Linked DNA regions of Homo sapiens: region 2 is linked to region 1. A link is a loop called in an ENCODE intact Hi-C map of the cell type or tissue named here. Cell type or tissue: B cell. All regions are shown on one strand. Links, peaks and the distances in the headings refer to the core of each region. The heading gives the core; the rest is flanking DNA.

Region 1 (10,201 bases), core at 4,684-9,683:
TCAGCAACCTGTGTTTAGCTCAAGGTTTGTGAGTGCACCAATCGACACTCTGTATCTAGCTGCTCTGGTGGGGCCTTGGAGAACCTTTATGTCTAGCTCAGGGATTGTAAATACACCAATCGGCACTCTGTATCTAGCTCAAGGTTTGTAAACACACCAATCAGCAACCTGTGTTTAGCTCAAGGTTTGTGAGTGCACCAATCGACACTCTGTATCTAGCTGCTCTGGTGGGGCCTTGGAGAACCTTTATGTCTAGCTCAGGGATTGTAAATACACCAATCGGCACTCTGTATCTAGCTCAAGGTTTGTAAACACACCAATCAGCAACCTGTGTTTAGCTCAAGGTTTGTGAGTGCACCAATCGACACTCTGTATCTAGCTGCTCTGGTGGGGCCTTGGAGAACCTTTATGTCTAGCTCAGGGATTGTAAATACACCAATCGGCACTCTGTATCTAGCTCAAGGTTTGTAAACACACCAATCAGCACCCTGTGTTTAGCTCAAGGTTTGTGAATGCACCAATCGACACTCTGTATCTAGCTGCTCTGGTGGGGCCTTGGAGAACCTGTGTGTCGAAACTCTGTATCTAACTAACCTGATGGGGACGTGGAGAACCTTTGTATCTAGCTCAGGGATTGTAAACGCACCAGTCAGTGCCCTGACAAAACAGGCCACTCAGCTCTACCAATCAGCAGGATGTGGGTGGGGCCAGATAAGAGAATAAAAGCAGGCTGCCCAAGCCAGCATTGGCAACCCGCTCAGGTCCCCTTCCACACTGTGGAAGCTTTGTTCTTTTGCTCTTTGCGATAAATCTTGCTACTGCTCACTCTTTGGGTCCACGCTGCTTTTATGAGCTGTAACACTCACCGCAAAGATCTGCAGCTTCACTCCTGAGCCCAGCGAGACCACGAGCCCACCGGGAGGAATGAACAACTCCAGACGCGCCACCTTAAGAGCTGTAACACTCACCGCGAGGGTCCGCGGCTTCACTCTTGAAGTCAGTGAGACCAAGAACCCACCAATTCCGGACACAATAGAAAGTGGCTAATAATAGGTCTTAACATGAGATGTGCAAGGCCTACATGGAGAAAATTATAAAATTTTACTGAAAGATAGTAAAAACCTAAATAAATGGAAATATATACCATGTTCATGGAAAGACTTGGTATCTTATTGTCTTAAAGTTGTCAATTCTCTTCAAATTGATTAATAGATTTAAAGCAATTCCAACCAAAATATCAATAAAGTTTTTAATTTAAATACGTTTCAGCAATGCTGTTTCTAAAATATATATGGAAGTGGCTGAGCCACTAGCCCATGCCTGTAATCCAAGTATTTTGGGAGGCTGAGACAGGATCACTTGAGGCCAGGAGTTCAAGACCAGCCCAGAAACATAGTGAAACCTTGTCTCTACAAAAAATAAAAAAATTCGCTGGGCATGGTGGCACACACCTAGAGTCCCAGCTACATGGGAGGCTGAGGCAGGAGGATTGCTTGAGCCCAGGAGGTCAAGGCTGTAGTGAGCCAAGATTGCACCATTGCATTCCAGCTTGAGCAACAGAATGAGACCCTGTCACTAGAAAATAAAATAAAATATTGGCCAGGCATGGTGGCTCACGCCTGTAATTCCAGCACTTTGGGAGGCTGGAGTGGATGGATCATACTGCGATTTTGCCATTGCACTCCAGCCTGGGCAAGAGAGTGAGACTCCATCTCAAAAAATAATAATAATAAAAAATAGGCCAGGTGCAGTGGCTCACACCTGTAATCCCAGCACTTTGGGAGGCCAAGGAGGGCAGATCATGAGGTCAGGAGATGAAGACCATCCTGGCCAACATGGTGAAACCCCATCTCTACTAAAAATACAAAAATTAGCTGGGTGCGGTGGCACATGCCTGTAATCCCAGCTACTCGGGAGGCTGAGGCAGGAGAATTGCTTGAACCAGGGAGTCGGAGGCTGCAGTGAGCCAAGATCACGCCACTGCACTCCAGCCTGGCGACAGATCAAGACTCTGTCTCAAAAAATAAATAAATAAATACAATAATAATAATAAAATAAAATATAAAATAAAAATGCAAAGGCTCAAAACTAGTTAAGTAATTTTTAAAGAAAAGAATTAAGCAAGAAAAAATTTCTTACCAGAGATAAAAACTTTTCAATAAAACAATAGTTGCTGGGTGCAGTGGCTCATGCCTATAATCCCAGCATTTTGGGAGGCCAAGGGGGGTGGATAGCTTGATCCCAGAAGTTCAAGACCAGCCTGGGCAACCTGGCAAAACCTAATCTCTACAAAAAATACAAAAGGCTTGTGTCTGTAAATCCCAATTACTGGGGAGGCTGAGGTGGGAGGATCAATCACCTGAGCCTGGGAGGTCAAGGCTTCAGTGAGCTGTGATGGCGCCACTGCACTCCAGCCTGGGCAATAGAGTGAGGCCCTATCTTAAAAAAAAAAAAAAAAAAGACAATTGTTAAGATAATATCATATTGATTCAGAAATAGGCAAATTCAGCAATGAAACCAAATAGCCACCAAACAGACTCACATATTATAGAAACTTGACATATGACAGTGGTGACATTAAAAATCACTGGAGAAAGAATGGAAAAATAAAATTGGATTCACACCTCTCACCTTACATAAAAAGCAATTCCAAATTATATGTAATTCCAATTCCAATTATATGTAAAGATAAATGTTTTAGTAATCAGAAGAAAATATAGGAGATTATATTTATAATTGTGGATTAGGGAAGAATGTCTTCTGTTTTTTTGTTTGTTTGTTTGTTTGTTTTCAGACAAGGACTCACTCTGCCACTCAGGCTGGAGAGCAGTAGTATGATCACGGCTCACTTCAGCCTTGACTTCCCAGGCTCAAGAGATCCTCCCACTTCAGCATCCCAAGTAGCTGGGACCAGAGGTGTGAGCCACCATTCCTGGCTAATTAAAAAAAAATTTTTTTTTGTAGAGACAAGGTCTTGCTCTGTTACCCAGGTTGGTCTCAAGCTTTGGAGCTCAAGTGATCTTCCCACCTTGGCCTCCCAAAGTATTGGGATTACAGGCGTGAGCCACTGCACCTGGATGGATTTTTAAATTTTTTTATTTTTTTGAGTTGAAGTCTCACTCTGTTGCTTAGGCTGGATTGCAGTGGTGCTATCACAGCTCACTGCAAATTCAAACTCCTAGGCTCAAGCAAACCTCTCACCTCTGCCTCCCAAGTAGCTGGCACTACAGGCACATAGTAGCTGCCACTGTACTTGGCTAATTTAAAAAATTTCTTGTAGAGATGGCATCATGCTATTTTTCCCAGACTTGTCTAGAACTCCTCGCTTCAAGTGATCCTCCTACCTTGGCCTCCCAAATTGTTGGGATTATAGGTATGTAATCCCAACACCTGGCAAATCCACTGCACTTGGCTGAATTTCTGAAATAAGACAGAAAAGGCATTATGTAAAAAAGACAAGGTTGATACATTTTAACACATTAAAATCAAGAATTCTGTTCAAAGACATCTCAAAGTAAAGAAGACAAGCCATAATTGGGAGAAGACACTTATTTATATAATAAATAATTGAAAGAAGATTAGTATCTAGAATATAAAAAGAACTCTTACAAATCTACTTGGAAAAATTTTTAAGCCAAAAACAGTAGGTAAAAGGCACAACAAACAATTCACAAAAAACTCATGGCCAACAAACACATGAAAATATGAACAGTAATCAGGAAAATGCAAATTAAGACCACAGTAAAATATACTTTTATACCTACCTGATTCCCAAATAATAAGATGTTTGGTAATAACACATGTCAGTAAGGATGTAGGTCAGCTGAAAGTCTTTAAATATTGCTGGAGGGAGCATACATTAATTGAACCACTTTGTACTACTAGATCTATTTGTAAAGTTGAACATTCGTATAGCCTCTGATCTAGCTGTTCCACTTATATAAGTGCCAAGACATACACAGGACTATTTATAGTTTATGTTCACCCACCCCCCTAAAAAGATTGGAAACAACCCAAATATCTGTTGAAAAAAATGAATACATAAATTATGCTACAGTCACATGAAATATTAGTGCAAATAAGAGAACTACAAGTTCTTACCAGTACAAATTCACCAGTGCAAATAAGAGAATAACAAGTACATGTAACAACATGGATAAATTTTATGAATGTCATATTGAGCAGAAAAAAGTGAAATATACCACATATTTCCTAAATTGTAAAATAACACGGAACATAAATTTTACCATCTTAACCTTTTTAAGTGTACAGTTTAGTGAAACTAAACTGGCATGAAGTACATTCACATTGTTGTGAAATATAAATGCACAACCAGGCCGGGTGCAGTGGCTCACGCCTGTAATCCCAGCACTTTGGGAGGCCGAGGCAGGCGGATCACGAGGTCAGATAGAGACCATCCTGGCTAACATGGTGAAACCCCGTCTCTACTAAAAATACAAAAAAATTAGCCGGGCGTGGTGGCAGGCACCTGTAGTCCCAGCTACTGGGGAGGCTGAGGCAGGAGAATGGCGTGAACCTGGGAGGCGGAGCTTGCAGTGAGCTGAGATCGTGCCACTGCACTCCAGCCTGGGTGACAGAGTGAGACCCTGTCTCAAAAAATAAATAAATAAATAAATAAATAAATGCACAACCATTATCCACCATCTATCTCTAGAACTCTTCTCAACTTGCAAAACTAAAACTCTGTAGCCATTAAACAGCAACTCTCTCCCTCCCCTCAGACCCTGGCAATCACAGTTCTACTTTCTTTCTTTCCTTTATCTTTTTTGAGACAGGGTCTTGCCCTGCTGCCCAAGCTGGGGTGCAGTGGCAGGATCATAGCTCACTGCAGGATCATACATAGCTCACTGCAGCCTCGACCTCCCAGGCTCAAGAGATCCTCCCCCCTCAGCCTCCCAAGTAGTTGGGACTACAGACATGCATTACCACACCTAGCTAATTTTTAAATTTTTTGTACAGCTGGGGGTCTTGATATGTTGCCAGGGCTGGTTTCAACTCTTGGGCTCAAGCCATCCTCCCACCTTGTCCTCCCAAAGTGCTGGGATTCGGGTGTGAGCTACTGTGCCTGGCCAACACAGCTTTGCTTTCTATCTCTATTAATTCGAATATTTTAGTTTCAAAGTGAGGGATTGGTTCACATTCCTCAACCTGTTTGTCGTCATGCTTTATAACTTGCATACACACACATATAAATTCTTTAGTATATATAAAATACTATATACCTTGTTTTTTTTGTTGCTGTTGTTGTTGTTTGTTTTTGAGACACAGTCTTGCTCTGTCACCCAGGCTGGAGTGCAGTGACACAATCTCAGCTCACTGCAACCTCCACCTCCCAGGTTCAAGCTATTCTCCTGCCTCAGCCTCCCTAGTAGCTGGGACTACAGACATATGCCACCACCCCCCACTAATTTTTGTATTTTCAGTAGAGACAGGGTTTACCCACGTTGGCCAGGCTGGTCCCAAACTCCTGACTTTCAGGTGATCTGCCCACCTTGGCCTCCCCAAGTGCTGGGATTACAGGCATGAGCCACTATGCCTGGCCTATATACCTTATTTTCTTAATGACTTGATATATGAAAAAATAACGACAATATCCAAAATTGGCTATAATATGGTAAATGCTAGCCAGCATGTAAATTGATACAATTTTAAAGACATTTAAAAATTAACACACAATTAGCCAGGCATGGTGGTGTGTGCCTGTAGTCCCAGCTACTCAAAAGGCTGAGGTGGGAGGATTATTTGAGCCAGGGGAGGTTGAGGCTGCAGTGAGCAGTGAGCATGCCACTGCACTCCAGCCTGGGCAACAGTGTGAGACCCTGTCTCAAAATAAACAAACAAATCAATAAATAAAAACTAAAACACAGCAAAATTGACACATATTTTATGGCTTTTTAGAGCAACTGTATTTTCAACTTCAATTTCTGATGCTCATTGCTAATACATAGAAATATAGTTTTTGTATCCTTGCTAAACTTATGTTCTAGGAGGTTTTGTTTTTGTTGCTGTTGACTCTGGGATTTTCTGTGTACACTATCATGTCTTCTGTGAACAGGGACAGTTTCTTTCCATTCTGTATGCTTTTTCTTTTTCTTGCCTTATTGCAAGGGCTAGGACTTCACGTATAATTTAAATAGGAGTGGTGAAAGTAGACATCCTTGCCTTGTCCTGATCTTAGGGAGAAAGCAATCTTTTACTGTGAAGTATGATTTTTAGGTGTAGGATTTTGTAGATACCCTTTATCGAGTTCAGGAAGTTCCCTTTTGTTCTAGTTTTCTGAGAGTTTGTACCATGAATATTGAATTTTGTCAAATGTTTCTTCCTGCATCAATTGACATGATCATGTGGTTTTACTTCTCAGATTGTTAATATGGCATATTACATTGATTTTTAAGTGTTTAATCAGCTTTGCATTCCAGGTTTATGTTTCACTTTGTAATTACATATTATTCTTTTTTTATGTATTGCAGGATTTGATGTGCTAATAATTTGTTGCAATTTTTGCTTCTATGTTCATGAGAGATATTAATCTGTAATTTTCTTTTCTTTGTACTACCTTTGGCTAACTTTGGTATTGACATAATCTTTTTGGAGGGCAATTTGTTAATTGTAACAAAAGTCTAAAATGTGCTCGCCTATGGATTCCACTTTGAAGAATTTATCTTAAGGAAATAGAGATTTCTATTACACACATACTTTGGGTTCAGGTAGACCTGGATTTAAGTATGAACCCAATCCTTTATTAACTGCTTAAATTCTGTGGGTCTGTTTCCCAATCTGTAAAATGGGGATAAGAGGACCTATTTCAGACCTTATTAACTGAGACAATTCACACACAGTGCCCAAGAACCAGTAAGCTTTAAGTAAATGGTAACTCTTGGTATTATGTTATACTCTCTGGCCTCTCTGTAGGAGGACAATTCTGTCCAAATCAGAGGATGTCATCTTTGCTTCTGTATTGGCTCCCACTTTGAATCTCCTTAATCTTCCTCATCTCTAATTTCGCCGTCTTCTGTTAGACGTGTTAGGCCTTGAGAATACAAAAGCAACAAAAGATATCGTCCTTGTTTTCAGAGACATGAACCTCCTAGACACAGGCGCAAACGGTACCAAGCAATGTAACAGAACAAAAGTGAGACGTCTGCCCAAGGGGCAGCCGACCCTGGACATGCATTCAGAGCGTCAGTGTCAGCTGACACTCGGGAGTGACAGCTCGGGCAGTCACCGAGCTGGGAAGACAGGAGGGAGTGCCGCAACTTCTTCAGTGTAGCCTTAAGTCGCGGTGAGGGGCGCGTAGAGACTTGCTGCTCCCATAGCAACGGGACCAGCCACCCTCTACAGGCCTGACGGGTTACTTCCGTTCACCGTCGGCTGAGCCAAGAAAGGCCGCTTCCGATCCTCCAGCCCCCGAGGCGCGGGGGCGCGCGGACGCCCGGTTATAACTGAACAACCCGAGCCCCACGTCTCTGATTGGCTCAGGCAGAGGAAGGGGGCGGGAGATCGGCAACGAAGGGCGTAGCCGGCTTCCACTCAAACTTGAGGTTTCCCCCCATCCCCTCACAGCGGAAGCCGACCTCGCCCGCCCCGGAAGTGCAAACTGTGTGGTCTGGCAGGTGTGGATTCCGCCGGTGAAGGCTGAAGGCAGCTACCTTAAAGATGCCGGGATCCGCAGCGAAGGGCTCGGAGTTGTCAGAGAGGATCGAGAGCTTCGTGGAGACCCTGAAGCGGGGTGGTGGGCCGCGCAGCTCCGAGGAAATGGCTCGGGAGACCCTAGGGTTGCTGCGCCAGATCATCACGGACCACCGCTGGAGCAACGCGGGTGAGGCCGGCCTGCCTCCGCCGGCGAACCTGGCCCCTGTCTGTTCCCGATCCCAGGGCTGAAAATTTCCCAGGCCTCACTTCGCGTTGGCTCCTCTTATCCTCTCTCTTTTGGACTGTAGGGGAGCTGATGGAGCTGATCCGCAGAGAGGGCAGGAGGATGACGGCCGCTCAGCCCTCCGAGACCACCGTGGGCAACATGGTGCGGAGAGTGCTCAAGATTATCCGGGAGGAGTATGGCAGGTCAGGCTCACGTCCTGGGCTCCTGGTTGGATCCAGTGACACTTTTTGCACGGGCCCCTCTACCTGCTCGGAGACTTTATTGGAGCTGAACAGCCCTTGTTACCTGCCTGACCACTCCTCCCCACCTCTCTCTTTGGGTCTTGTTGCCTCTATAGACTCCATGGACGCAGCGACGAGAGTGATCAGCAGGAGTCCCTGCACAAACTGTTGACATCCGGAGGCCTAAACGAGGATTTCAGCTTCCATTATGCCCAACTCCAGTCCAACATCATTGAGGCGATTAATGAGCTGCTAGTGGAGCTGGGTAAGAGGCCTGATCGCTGGGAAAATGGGACTGGTCACAGGCACATAAGGGAACAGAAGCCTCTGAAGGTTGTTCATTAGCAGAGATGGGAGATTAGCTGTCTTCTGGTTCTCAGAGGTTTGTCCTCCTTCCTGATTAGGAAATGTTGCAACAGGTGACAGGACCAAAGTAATCCTCTCTACTTTTCCTTACAGACCAACCCTTGATAGACTACAGATCTGTGGAGTGGAACAGACTCTATTAGGACAGAGTTTTATTTTCATTGTAAAGAAACAAAATGAACTCCCTAGAGAGCCAAGGTCGATAGACCTCCTTCACTATCTGAATTTTTATACACACGTACACGTATACCATTTCTATCCCCCTTGTCATTGCGGTCCAAGTGACTTGCAGATATTCATTGTAATCAGAGGATGAAGAAGCTGCTTCCAAATTGCTCCCCCATTTTTTCTTCTCTGGCCAGTCTCTCTCATGTAGAAGTGTTGTGGCCACCTTTTGGAGGAAGACTTCTTTTAGGCCGAAGCTCTCTTTACCCTATTCTCAGCACTTTAGGATTTCCCAGATTGCCATTCCTTGGCTGAATCTACTGTCTTCAAAATCAGTTGTAAGGAGCTCTGTAGTGACAGAGGTGGTTCATAGGTAGGGGTACTTCTGGAAGAGGGCAGGCAGAAAATCCCAGAGGAGTGGGGCTTTTAAGAAATTGTGACATAGCTGGGCATGGTGGCTCACACCTGTAATCCCACAACTTTGGGAGGCCAAGGTGAGTGGATTGCTTGAGACCAGGAGTTCAAAACCAGCCTGGGCAACATAGTGGGACCCTGTCTCTATTAAAAAAAAAGAAATTGTGACATTTCACTTTAAGCACATTAACCCTGTGGTACCAGGGTCTGCTAGGTGGGCAGTGCATGTGAAGGGCAGACATCTTTTTCCGTATACGCGTAATGTGTGTTTGTGATATAGCAATTTCATATATATATATATATATATATATTTTTTTTTTTTTTTTTTTTTTTTTTTTTGCAAAACCGTTCTTACAGAAGGGACAATGGAGAACATTGCAGCCCAGGCTCTGGAGCACATTCACTCCAATGAGGTGATCATGACCATTGGCTTCTCCCGAACAGTAGAGGCCTTCCTCAAAGAGGCTGCCCGAAAGAGGAAATTCCATGTCATTGTAGCAGAGTGTGCTCCTTTCTGCCAGGTAAGGAGACTGCTGGAGTTGCTACTAAGAAAAATGAAAAATGAAGAAGAAATAAACGAGAGATGGGTAGGGCCATTCCAACCTTGAATTGATAAGCAAGACTTTGAGACACTGAGAAGATCAAGTAAAACATTAAGTGAATTTTCAAGGTGTTCGTCCTGTGAACATTCATAAATAGTGGTTTAAGAAAGTTGGGGCCGGGAGCGATGGCTCATGCCTGTAATCCCAGCACTTTGGGAGGCTGGGCGGGTGGATTACCTGAGGTCAGGAGTTCGAGAGCAGCCTGGCCAACATGACAAAACCCCGTCTCCACTAAAAATACAAAAATTAGCTGGGCGTGGTGGCACATGCCTGTAATCCCAGCTACTCTGGAGGGTGAGGCAGGAGAATTGCTTGAACCTGGAAGGCAGAGGTTGCAATGAGCCAAGATAGCGCCACTGCACTCCAGCCTGGACGACAGAGCAAGACTCTGTCTCAAAAAAAAAAAAAAAGATGGCGAGCTGCTGGGTTCAAGGAAAGATAACTTGATTCTTTTAGGAATCAAAGCAGGGTAAATTACCTTGGGGATGACTAATGCTTGGTCTGACCTCACTTGATCCTAAGTAAATAATAGG
Region 2 (11,248 bases), core at 2,449-7,448, 290 kb before region 1:
ACAAAAAATTAGCTGGGTGTGGTGGTGGGCGCCTGTAGTCCCAGCTACTTGGGAGGCTGAGGCAGGAGAAAGGTGTGAACCCAGGAGGCGGAGCTTGCAGTGAGCCGAGATCGCGCCACTGCACTCCAGCCTGGGCGACAGAGTGAGATTCGTCTCAAAAAAAAAAAAAAATTAGACGGGTATGGTGGCGGGCGCCTATAGTCCCAGCTACTTGGGAGGCTGAGGCGGGAGAATGGCGTGAACCCGGGAGGCGGAGCTTGCAGTGAGCCGAGATGGCGCCACTGCACTCCAGCCTGGGCGACAGAGTGAGACCTTCGCCTCAGAAAAAAAAAAAAAAAAAGAAATTACACATGATCTAACTGGAATGTGGTATTCTAGATTCAGTTTGGGTATAGAAAAAGGAAATTAGTGGAGAAACTTGTGAAATCCAAATAAAGTCTATAGTTTAGTAATAGTATTGTACCAATGTTAATTTCTTAGATGTGACAGTATGTGCCATGGTTATGTAAGAAGTTAACATTAGGAGACACCGGTGAAAGGTATACAGGAATACTCTGTACTATCTTTGCAACTTTTTTATAAATTTAAAATTATTCCACAATTTAAAACAATTTAATTACAGATGGTGCTCCCCTTTACATTCTCACTCCCCCTTAGAATTCTAATCATGTCTCCCTAATCATTGCCCCAATTCAGGTAATGCCAGCCTAAAACTTTTTAAATATCTTTTTTAACCCCTTTCTATGAACTGTTTGCACAGCCCACCTGGGATTTCTTCTTTACCAAGACATGAAAAACTAGATCACACTTGGGAAGTTTTAACTGTTTTCTGTTCCTAATAGGTTTACCATATATACCGGGGGTACCTTGAATTTGAACTTCCCAAAGCGGACAAGAGAGGGGTTAAAATAACATGCTCTGGGTCTCTGGATAAAAGCAAGGGGACATTACAGAAAATATGTTGTATATTAATAAATTATCTAATCTCTGGCCAAAAAGTACAATATATAGAAAATCAATTAACAGATGTTAACTATTGGCATCTCAACAGTAACAAGCTGCACTGAAATAAATGCCTTCGCTCTGAAAAACATGATGCAAATTGCTCAACTATTCAAGATAACAAAAACTCATAAAATCATATGGAACCGTTCAATTAGACTAAATGACAAAACATGTATCTACCATGACTATTTAGTTTCTAATAGCTAAGTGAATACCCATCTTTCTCTATAAACCCTATCTTGTAGAACAGTCTTCAAAAGAGCCACCAGGAAAACATCACTATGGTGCTGTAACACCATATCAACAGCTCAGGCATGCGTGTGTGTACACACACATACATACACACAAACTGCAATAAGGTTAAACAACCTCAAAAGTTTGAAAACTACTATATGAAAGAACATTAGTGAAGGCTAAGCATTCAGAACCCTTCAAAGAAAAAGAAACCAAAGAAAAATAACTGAAATTTAAACCCAAGTTAGTTAATAGCTAAAGTCATTTAAAAGGTAAAACGGTCAGGCACAGTGGCTCATGCCTCTTCTCCCAGCTACTCAGGAAGCTGAGGTGGGAGGATGGCTTGAGGCCAGGAGTTCAAGATCAGCCTGGGCAACATAGCAAGATCTAATAAATAATAAATAAAAGGTAAAATGATACACTAGAGTCCATTAAGGTCATAAAATCTGATCTATTACATGGTACTAATATGTTGATAGTATTAAATAAATATTACACAACAGTACTCTGACCTGGACCACTTACAGAAAGATGAACAAGAAGAGTAATTCCTCTAAAATATTTCAACTCCCACATCTCTATTCAGCCACCAACCATACTTTACCTATTTACAAGTCTTTCTGTAATACAGGACTGTGGTGAGATTGCCCAGGACAGAATGGGCCCTCAATAAATGCTTTCTGAATGAATGACCAAGCGGCAGTAATCTATCTCTGAGGTATTCTTACAAACCAATTCAATATCAAGACCTCAGAAGCAGAACATGCTGTATGCCATGCTACCACATTTAGGGGCAGGCAAGTTAATTGAAAAATAATTAACAGCGACTAATGTTTGTTGGGAGAAAAAAAGTCCTATCATGTAAGTCAGAAAAATAAATGTAAAAACTATAACTTGAAAATGGACAAAAAAGTGAATCTACTTATAACTTTCTAACATTGAAATACAAGATGTTCTTTAAGGAGTCTTTCATTATCCAGAATAATTTTACAAAGAAATTTGATACCAACTTAAATTAGTAAGTTAGACCAATTAGTGAATGGAATGAAGTCCAAGCCCAATTATGTGTTCAAACTGTGTGTCCAATGCCTTGGGTGATTTTTTCTCTTCAAGACTGCAGAAAAATGCAAAACAACCCTCTTGACTGCTGAGAAGGACTAAAATCATTTCTTTTCCTCACAAGTATGTGCCCAAAAGCAATTACTTTCTGCTCCCATCCATCACAAATCAACACTACCTCCCAGCTTCGCATCCCCCACTTTCCATCCCCATCAAAGAATGCTGTAGAGTATCTGACCACTTTCATTTCACGCTATAAGAACCTCAGATTGCAATAAAATTACAATGCAACAAAAACAAATTTTTCTAAGTATGTTCTTATCCCCCATGGTGTTCCTACACTAATTTAGCTCCCTATTAGGTATTAACAATCAAGGAAATCAGAACACTCTCAATAGAGGTTACAATAGAAATTACAAATGGCCTTTTTTTAAGTTGTTGTTGTTCATGGATTCCAAAATTCAAAGTACACATTACCAGAAGAGCGTTTTTCTGTCAGTGCCTAAATTTAAATGCAAATTACTATTTAATGATATGCAATTTTCCCTCTGAACCTATATATAATACTAATGAGTCAAATGTTTAAGAAGAATAACTGACCATGTTATTTTAGCTTTTAGACAATAAAAAGCTTATTGTCTAATCACCAAGAGATACATCAAAAAACTGGTTGCTATTAGCTCTACACATGAATGGCAGCTTGACAGAGACAAGCTGCTCCAGAAAGATTAGGAACTTCTAGTGACCACAAATGGGGTAAAGCAGAAGGCACATACAGTATCTGTAGCTACCATTTCTACATCAAAAATTCAGTGCCCACAGATATGTAAACTATTAAGCCATCTAAATGAATGTGTGCCTGAAAGAGAAAGGAGAAGCAGAAAAAGTTTACACCCAAATCAACAGAAGAAATCACCCTGCGATTGAGCATCCCAGGACCTGAAAACTTAATGTTTTGAGGTTTATGAACACGTTCAAGTTCCAGTGCAACTATGTTAAAATAAAATTGGGCTGGTGCCAGGCACGGTGGCTCACGCCTGTAATCCCAGCACTTTGGGAGGCCAAGGTGGGCGGATCACCTGAGGTCGGGAGTTCAAGACCAGTCTGACCAACATGGAGAAACCCCGTCTCTACTAAAAATATAAAATCAGCCAGGCGTGTTGGCGCACGCCTGTAATCCCAGCTACTCAGGAGGCTGAGGCAGGAGAATCGCTTAAACCTGGGAGGTGGAGGTTGCAGTGAGCCGAGATTGCGCCATTGCACTCCAGCCTGGGTAACAAGAGCGAAACTAACTCCGTCTCAAAAAAAAAAAAAAAAAATTGGGGCTTGGCACAGTGGCTCACGTCTGTAATCCCAGAACTTTGGGAGGCCGAGGTGGGCAGATCACCTGAGGTCAGGAGTTTGAGACCAGCCTTGCCAACATGGTGAAACCCATCTCTATTAAAAATACAAAAATTAGCAAGGTATGGTGGCACACACATGCCTGCAGTCCCAGCTACTCGGGAGGCTGAGGCAGGAGAATTGCTTGAACCTGGGAGGGGGAGGTTGCTGTGAGCCGAGATTGCGCCACTGCACTCCAACCTGGGCAGCAGAGGGAGGCTCTGTCTCAAAAATAAAATAAAATAAAATAAAATAAAATTGGCATAAAATTCCAACCCTGCCACACATCCTCAAGTTGGAAGACACACAATGGTAACAACAGAAAACACTCTGAGTAGTCTGGTTTACACTCTTCTAGGGACCTCGCATGTTAACTATGAATAAACATAAGTCCTGATAACATCCCAATAAAAGAGTGCTACTATGATTATCTCCATTTTACAGATAAAGAAACTGAGATGCAGATAGATTAACTCACCCAATGTCATGGCGAGTTATAAGGCAGAGCAAGGATTTTAACCCCATCAGTCAGACTCCAAAGTTCGTGTTAAACAATAAACGTGTTTTCATCATAAGGGTTATACAATGGTCACCTTCTTTTTTAAACCTGATAACATATTTTACTTCCAACTCTAGGATAGCATCATGCAATAAGAAAAGTATGACAGAGGTACCCATTCCGTTCCCAGCTTGATCAGTAGCTGGAGAATGGAAGACAAAGTGCAAAAAAAAAAAAAAAAAAAAAAAAAAAAAGAAAAAAAAAGAAAGAAAGAAAGAAAGAAAAAGAAAAAAAGAAATACAAGTACAGACTTTGGAATCACGAGACTCAAACAGACCCCTGAACAAAGTCTGGGGCTCAATTTCCCCATATGTAAAATAAAAGAATTTATGTTATTGAGAAGGTCAAAGAAGGTAATATGAATAAAGTGACAAGTACAGTATACAGGATGGGGGTTTTCATTTAAAGTTTACAGACACCCAGAGGGTCCACGGATGGGCTTCAGAGTCCACCAATCTCATTAAGTGTATTACAAACTGTATGTGTGCCCATTTTTTAAAGAATTGTTCCTGGCTTTCCACAAACTTTCAAGAAATAAGTTATCTCCAAAAAGTTAAGAACCACTGGAATACATAGCAGGTACTCAAAGAAAAAAGCTACCTTTCGCTCCTTGTTCTCACAAATTCTCCCTTTTTACTTAAAGATGACACACCAAGGCTTCACAATAAATGTGCATTGTATCTCACCATTTTCTTGGCTTGGGTAAGTAGTAACATATGCAAGCTTATGCCCCAATTCTCTAGCGATAGTCTAGGCCCTCAAACACTGCTTCATTTCTCTCTTCACCGAGAGGAGTACACGGTATATACTCGAGAACAATCATCCACCTAGCTGCACAAAGCACCATATCGGCTAGGAAAACCAAATAGGAACCACAGCCTCAGGGCTGGACCATAGACACCGGATACCCCAACGCTACAGGGTGAGGAGAATGTGTTCCCCCAAACTACTGGGCAAACCAGGAGTCTGAACCCCCCTACCCTTTTCCTCCCTCTCTCTCTGGAACTCTGGTAAAGGCAGGTCTTCTGGGCTCTGCCTAAGGCTGGAGAGAAACGTTACCCGAGCCGGGGGTTGCAGCGCGACGAAGTTCCACCTCCGCTGTCCTGGGAAGGGGCGGCAGCACTCAGCAGAAGACGGGCTCCCCACTCTCCCACCAACAGACCCCAGAGTTGGTCTCCACCCGGCCTGGGAACCGGCTCGGGGGATTGCCCTTTCCCCAAGGAGTTTCCGCTTCCGGGCTATCCTTTGCCGGAAGCAGTATGTGAATGACGTAGAAGTATTGCGCCGTTGGTGATTACGGAAGAACCAGGAGTTTGGCGTGACCATGGTGAGAGAAGACGGTCCAAGAAGGGACGTTATCAGGCCACTTTTTGGGTGGAGAAGGAGGTAGTCAGACCGTGGCCAAATTTCCTTCACATTATCCTAGCATATTTTCATTCTGGTCTTAGCTCTTAAACTTCTCCAAGCGGTGACTGTTATGCTTTACAGAGTGGGGAAGAGGGTCTGGGTTATTTGAGGCAAGAAGGGAAGGCAATAGACAAGAGAAAAGAAGAGACTTTAAAAGATGCCGTGTGTTTCCAACTTTTTTAATTCTAAAATTTCTGTTTCAAGGGGAAGCAAAAGAAAACAAGGAAGTATGCGACCATGAAGCGAATGCTTAGTCTCAGAGATCAGAGGCTGTGAGTGTCTGGAATCAACTGCCCAGGGATATTCTAATAAGAGTCTAGAGAGGATAAGTAGTAAAAATGTTTGTTGTTATTATTTTGTTTTTTGCTTATTATCGTGTCTTAGATTTATATAGCATGAGATAGCCAGTGTTTAACAGTAATTTAGCTGCTGAGCGATCACACTGGGAAAGGCGATGGGAATTAAACATTTCTTAAGTGTTCACTTTTTCTACCGTTATATGCTTTGTCTGCCATATCGCATTTAAACCTCATGTCAGTTCGGTGAAGTCCGTATAGTTCTCTTTATGTTTTTACCATTACACTACTACATTCCCCTGGGGTGGGGCGAGGGGAGTGTTTCTTGTTGAAAGATGGCAAGGTTAGAGACCTTGTTTGTCTGGCGTTTCCAGTGCCTGGTACTCAAATATTTTTGTCAGAGAAAATGGGAAAACTCCAAGATATCTCCATTTTATAAGTCTTACTAATATAAGAATCCAAATCACTGTGGAAGAAGAAAGTGAAGTGAAATTCCCTAGTATGAAGAGGATCAAAGCGGTGTCCCTGCTTAAGTGTAGAATAAGCATAGCTATTAAATAAAGACTGATCTTCACTGAGTTTAAGAGTCTCAGAAAGCCGGGCGCAGTGGCTCACGCCTGTAATCCCAGCACTTTGGGAGGCTGAGGCGGGTGGATCACCTGAGGTGAGGAGTTCAAAACCAGCCTGGCCAACACGGTGAAACCCTGTCTCCACTAAAAATACAAAAAAGAGTCTCAGAATAAGAGAATAGTCGTTAAAACCTTCAGAATTATTATTCTCAGCCTTTAGTGTGGATGTATTGTGTAATTTTTAGGAATGACACTCCATTAATAATAATTTCTTTCTAGTTAAGGGTTAAGTTCTGTATATGCGTTTTTACATTTTAGCCCTTTATAAGAAGCATATGGGGTAATACTTTTCCCCCAAAAGTTAAAGCATCTGAATCTTCAGAAGATAACTGTCACCCTTTTACCCATTGCTTGGAAGTGGATTGTGATCCTTGATGTGAGAGATTCTGACTAAAAAATAAATATAGTATAATCAGCTTTTATTTACTCATTAACAATTCTTATGCATTATTGGCATTACTGGTTAATTCTGATACTTCCAGGTACTGTGCTTTGCACTAGAGTTATTTGCTCAGAAAGAGTATGCTGATATTAACATGAGGATATCACAAAGTAGGATTTCTTCAGTAGACCAAAAAAAAAAAAAAATGGAACTTTAGATTTTTGAGATTTTAATTGCTGTGGTTTTTCTTCTCCCTTGGATTTAATTTACCTTTTTCTTCCTAGTAAAGAAAAGGATAGATTAAAACCTAAAAAGAAAGAAAAGAAGGATCCCAGCGCATTAAAGGAAAGAGAAGTGTGAGTAATCAAACGTTTGAAGTTTTCCTTTAAAACCATAGACCTCTTAGAAATCCAGGCTTTCCCTGAGCTGGTTTGCTAACTTATTTGTTAGTAAGTCTAGCACAACTATGTAGATGAAAGTCATATCGATGAGCATATATCAATTCTAGTGGTTTGAAGGTTTTGGGATTTTATGGAGCAGTAAAATTTCCCCTAAAATCCTGGAGATATTATCTAGGATTATTAACTTTTTCTTTGCCAGGGATCTTTTAAGAGACATAAGTGCCATTGTTTAACACACCAGCAGTTCATAAAAGAGAGACTGTATCACCAAAAAATATTTAAAATATATTTTCAGAATAAAGATATTTATATAAAGATATGACCTTTATATAAAGATATAAAGGTATTTCATTCCTTTTAAGTAAGTACATTTAACTTTATGAAAACTTTACCACATTTTCCTTATTTTTCTAATTTTTCCCTGGATTGGTAATGGACATATTATCACAGGTAGATACTGATCCATGGCCTAGCATTTGGAATCACTGTCATATTCAACCCAGACAACTTGGGCTAGATGTGATACAGGTCCTGCTGTAGTATATAATCCTAACACTAGACAAACTGTTCTCTATCACATTCCATAACAGCAGTTTTAGAATCCTTTAAGAATGACAAACGTGTTGTTGTATCATTCTAATCACGATAACTGTATTCTACCTCCCTGTGCCCATGGTGATTCTACTTTTGCTAGAGGAAGAGCTAGATTGGATAATTGCTTTTTTTGTTTGTTTGTTTTTGATAATTGCTTTTTTAAAGTTGGTGACAAAGGTTGCCAGGGGAGCTGAGATTAAGATAATGATATTACTTTCTTCCTTGCCTTCCTTTTTAGGATTTATTTCCAATGAACATGGACAAAAGAGTTTACAGCAAACAGTCCCAAGCAGACTTCTTTTTTGTTTTTGTTAATACTAGGGTATCAATGTAAATTTTTCTTTGTTCTTGTTTTCTTTTTCCTTCAGTCCCCAACACCCTTCCTGCTTATTTTTCCAATATAATACACAGCTGGGCCCACCTTACCACATCCTCGTTGATACCAACTTTATCAACTTTTCCATAAAAGCCAAACTGGACTTAGTGCAGTCAATGATGGACTGTCTGTATGCCAAGTGTGAGTATCATACTTTTATGTTTCCGTGACATTTGTTCAGAATAATTATATTTATACAAATACATGAAAGGAGGGAGATGGGGTTCTTGTTAACTGAATTGCTGGCCATTTAATTTACAGTGGTCACCATAGCAGTGACCATGTTTAATGAATTGAAGTATAATGCAAACTTGACTGGAAAAAATTAAACTTTCACAATTCAGAAAACACTTAGAATGCTTCGAGTATCATTATGGACATCAATTTTGAACATAGGGGAATTTTCTGTTTTAGAATTCTAGATTTTAAAATTCTAGATAAATGAAAAATCTATTTTTCAGTATCTATATTCTTTTATGTTAACAAGGATATGTTCTCCCTTTTGCCCCAGTGTTGAAACACTAAATAAGACATTCTGCCATTTATGATCACAGCCCTAGAAGTTAGATAGATGATGGTCAATTCCTAAGTTTATTCAGTTTGGTATTTATTCGTAGTACAGAGGATCTGAGGTAGTTTATTTACACCTAGGTATGCAATTTACCATTAATAGATTTCCCTTGTGTATTTGTATATCCCCTCCTTTAAATGATCTTCCTTCACTACCATGAACAGGAAAAAGAAAAGTAAGGCCATCTATGAAGCCTATCATAGTAAGATCTGTCCCATTTGTAGCGGGTTTATATTTATATATTTTTCAGTCACCCGGTTAGAGGTACGAATGAAAATTAGACTTAAACTTTGCCATAGAGGATAAATTACTGGAATCAAAGGGAAAAATTTGTACCTCCCTTTTTAAGTTTTAAAGGCTACTATATAATGAACAACAGTTGCAGAGTGATAGAAATGGTAAATGTTGTTTACTGATTTATTAAAATGAGCAAGATGAGAAGATGGGGTTAAGGAATGTGTGAAGGGGTAAGAAAGCAGATTCTTTAGATGCCCAAAAATTAATTAAGAATGGCTGCAGCCGGGCGCAGTGGCTCATACCTGTAATCCCAGCACTCGCGGTGGCTCACGCCTGTAATGCCAGCACTTTGGGAGGCCAAAGCAGGCGGATCATGAGGTCGAGATCGAGACCATTCTGGCCAACAAGGTGAAACCCCATATCTACTAAAAATACAAAAATTAGCTGGGCGTGGTGGCACGTGACTGTAGTCCCAGCTACTTGGGAGGCTGAGGCAGGAGAATCGCTGGAACCTGGGAGGTGGAGCTTGCAGTGAGCCGAGATTGTGCCACTGCACTCCAGCCTGGCAAGAGAAACTCCATCTAAAAAAAAAAAAGAATGGCTGCATACATTTATTAGCTGCATACGTTTATTAAGATGTGAAGGTAGCCATCAGATGAGAAAAAAATGGAGCTAATGGAATAAAATAGTCTTCTCTACAGATCAGAATTGATTGGGTGGCAATGGTCAGGGGACCATTGTTTTTTCATATAGGCCTTTCTGTATTACTTTTTAAAGCTATATACATAAACTTTTGAAATAAATCTTTTAGAAATAATCTAAAGTTGAGGTGCTACCAGGCCTCTAAGAATGAGGCTTGGGTGACCCCATATGGGGGAAGACACTAAACTTGGTAGTCTCTTTGTATTTCCCATGGTATTTCTAATTGAGCTGCTTCTCCAGGAATGCTGTGACCTACTTATCAATGAAACGGATAGAGGGTCAAAGCATGGCCCTTTGCTTCCTTGATGAATTGCTTCCTTGACTCTATACCTCCACCAGTAATATCTAGATAGTGACTGTTAGAGCTTTAGGCAGGATAGCTTTAGTCTTATGGCTTTCTTTAAATATGTATACTTTTTTTTTTGAGACAGGGTCTTGCTTTGTCACCCAGGCTGGAGTGCGTTGGCGTGATCTCAGCTCACTGCGACCTCCGCCTCCCAGGTTCAAGCAGTTCTTCTGCCTCAGCCACCCCAGTAGCTAGGACATGCCACCACGCCTATCTAATTTTTGTATTTTTCGTAGAGGCGGGTTTCACCATATTGGTCAGGCTGGTCTCAAACTCCTGACCTCAGGTGATCCACCCACCTCGGCCTCCCGAAGTGCTGGGATTGCAGGCGTGAGCCACCGTGCCTGGCCTTGCTTGCCTTTATACTTAAAGGAAGGCCTTTCTCTTCCTCTTACCTTGAAAAGGCCTGTTTGATCTTTACATGGTTCCTGGTCTCTTCTATTTCCACTTTATAGTCCAACAAGGAAGGATAGTTTGCTTCCCATTGGCTTTCTCTTCTGCCTATGAATCCTGAGGCTGTTACTTTCCCTTTCCTTGTAGTGGTTTTCCTGAGCCTGCTTCCCTACTTCAGTTGCAAGCCTTTGCTCACTTCACTGCTACATGGCTCTGAAATTGGTCCTCTTAAAGAACACATTGCCTTGTTTCATGATCTCAGTATTAAAATATATATATATATTGAGACAAAGTTTCACTCTGTGGCCCGGGCTGGAGTACAGTGGGGTGATCTCTGCTCACTGCAACCTCTGCCTCCCAGGTTCAAGTGATTCTCCTGCCTCAGCCTCCCGAGTAGCTGGGATTATAGGTGCATGCTGCCACTCCCAGCTAATTTTTGTGTAAAGTAGAGACGGGGTTTCTCTATGTTGGCCAGGTTGGTATCGAACTCCTGACCTCAAGCATTCCGCCCACTTTGGCCTCCCAAAGTGCTGGGATTATAGGCATGAGCCACCACGCCTGGCCAGTATTAATATACTTCTAAAAAATTCTAGCATAAAAAAATGGAAGTTGAAGCCTGGGCAACATAACGAGACCCCATGTCTACACATAATTTAAAAATTAGCCAGGGGGCCAGG

Evidence for each region. A loop is a pair of places that touch in the nucleus more often than their neighbours do. Peaks named below come from ENCODE experiments on the same cell type or tissue, not always from the same donor. Only the 100,000 strongest peaks of a DNase experiment are listed, where the experiment ranks them.
Region 2: a loop joins it to region 1, with 8 times the contacts of the local background. A loop is called at or near these places in 5 of 110 quality-filtered maps.

What each region holds. Positions count from the first base shown.
Region 1 is chr14:74,995,314-75,005,514 of GRCh38, forward strand. It overlaps EIF2B2 (eukaryotic translation initiation factor 2B subunit beta), which reads left to right and starts at 7,608. Exons shown (of 8, transcript NM_014239.4): 1 at 7,608-7,840; 2 at 7,962-8,082; 3 at 8,238-8,386; 4 at 9,424-9,587. The coding sequence starts at 7,678. RefSeq lists enhancers at 7,155-7,244, 7,286-7,966. In B cell, for the core only: a CTCF peak has its summit at 7,247; a DNase peak (open chromatin) is centred at 7,468; H3K4me3 peaks cover 1,935 bases; H3K27ac peaks cover 2,273 bases.
Region 2 is chr14:74,707,637-74,718,884 of GRCh38, forward strand. AREL1 (apoptosis resistant E3 ubiquitin protein ligase 1) reads right to left here and starts at 5,444. Exons shown (of 20, transcript NM_001039479.2): 1 at 5,297-5,444. It overlaps FCF1 (FCF1 rRNA-processing protein), which reads left to right and starts at 5,508. Exons shown (of 8, transcript NM_015962.5): 1 at 5,508-5,564; 2 at 5,849-5,916; 3 at 7,236-7,307; 4 at 8,315-8,463. The coding sequence starts at 5,562. RefSeq lists an enhancer at 5,342-5,621. In B cell, for the core only: no CTCF peak of the experiment used is centred there; a DNase peak (open chromatin) is centred at 5,505; H3K4me3 peaks cover 1,908 bases; H3K27ac peaks cover 2,053 bases.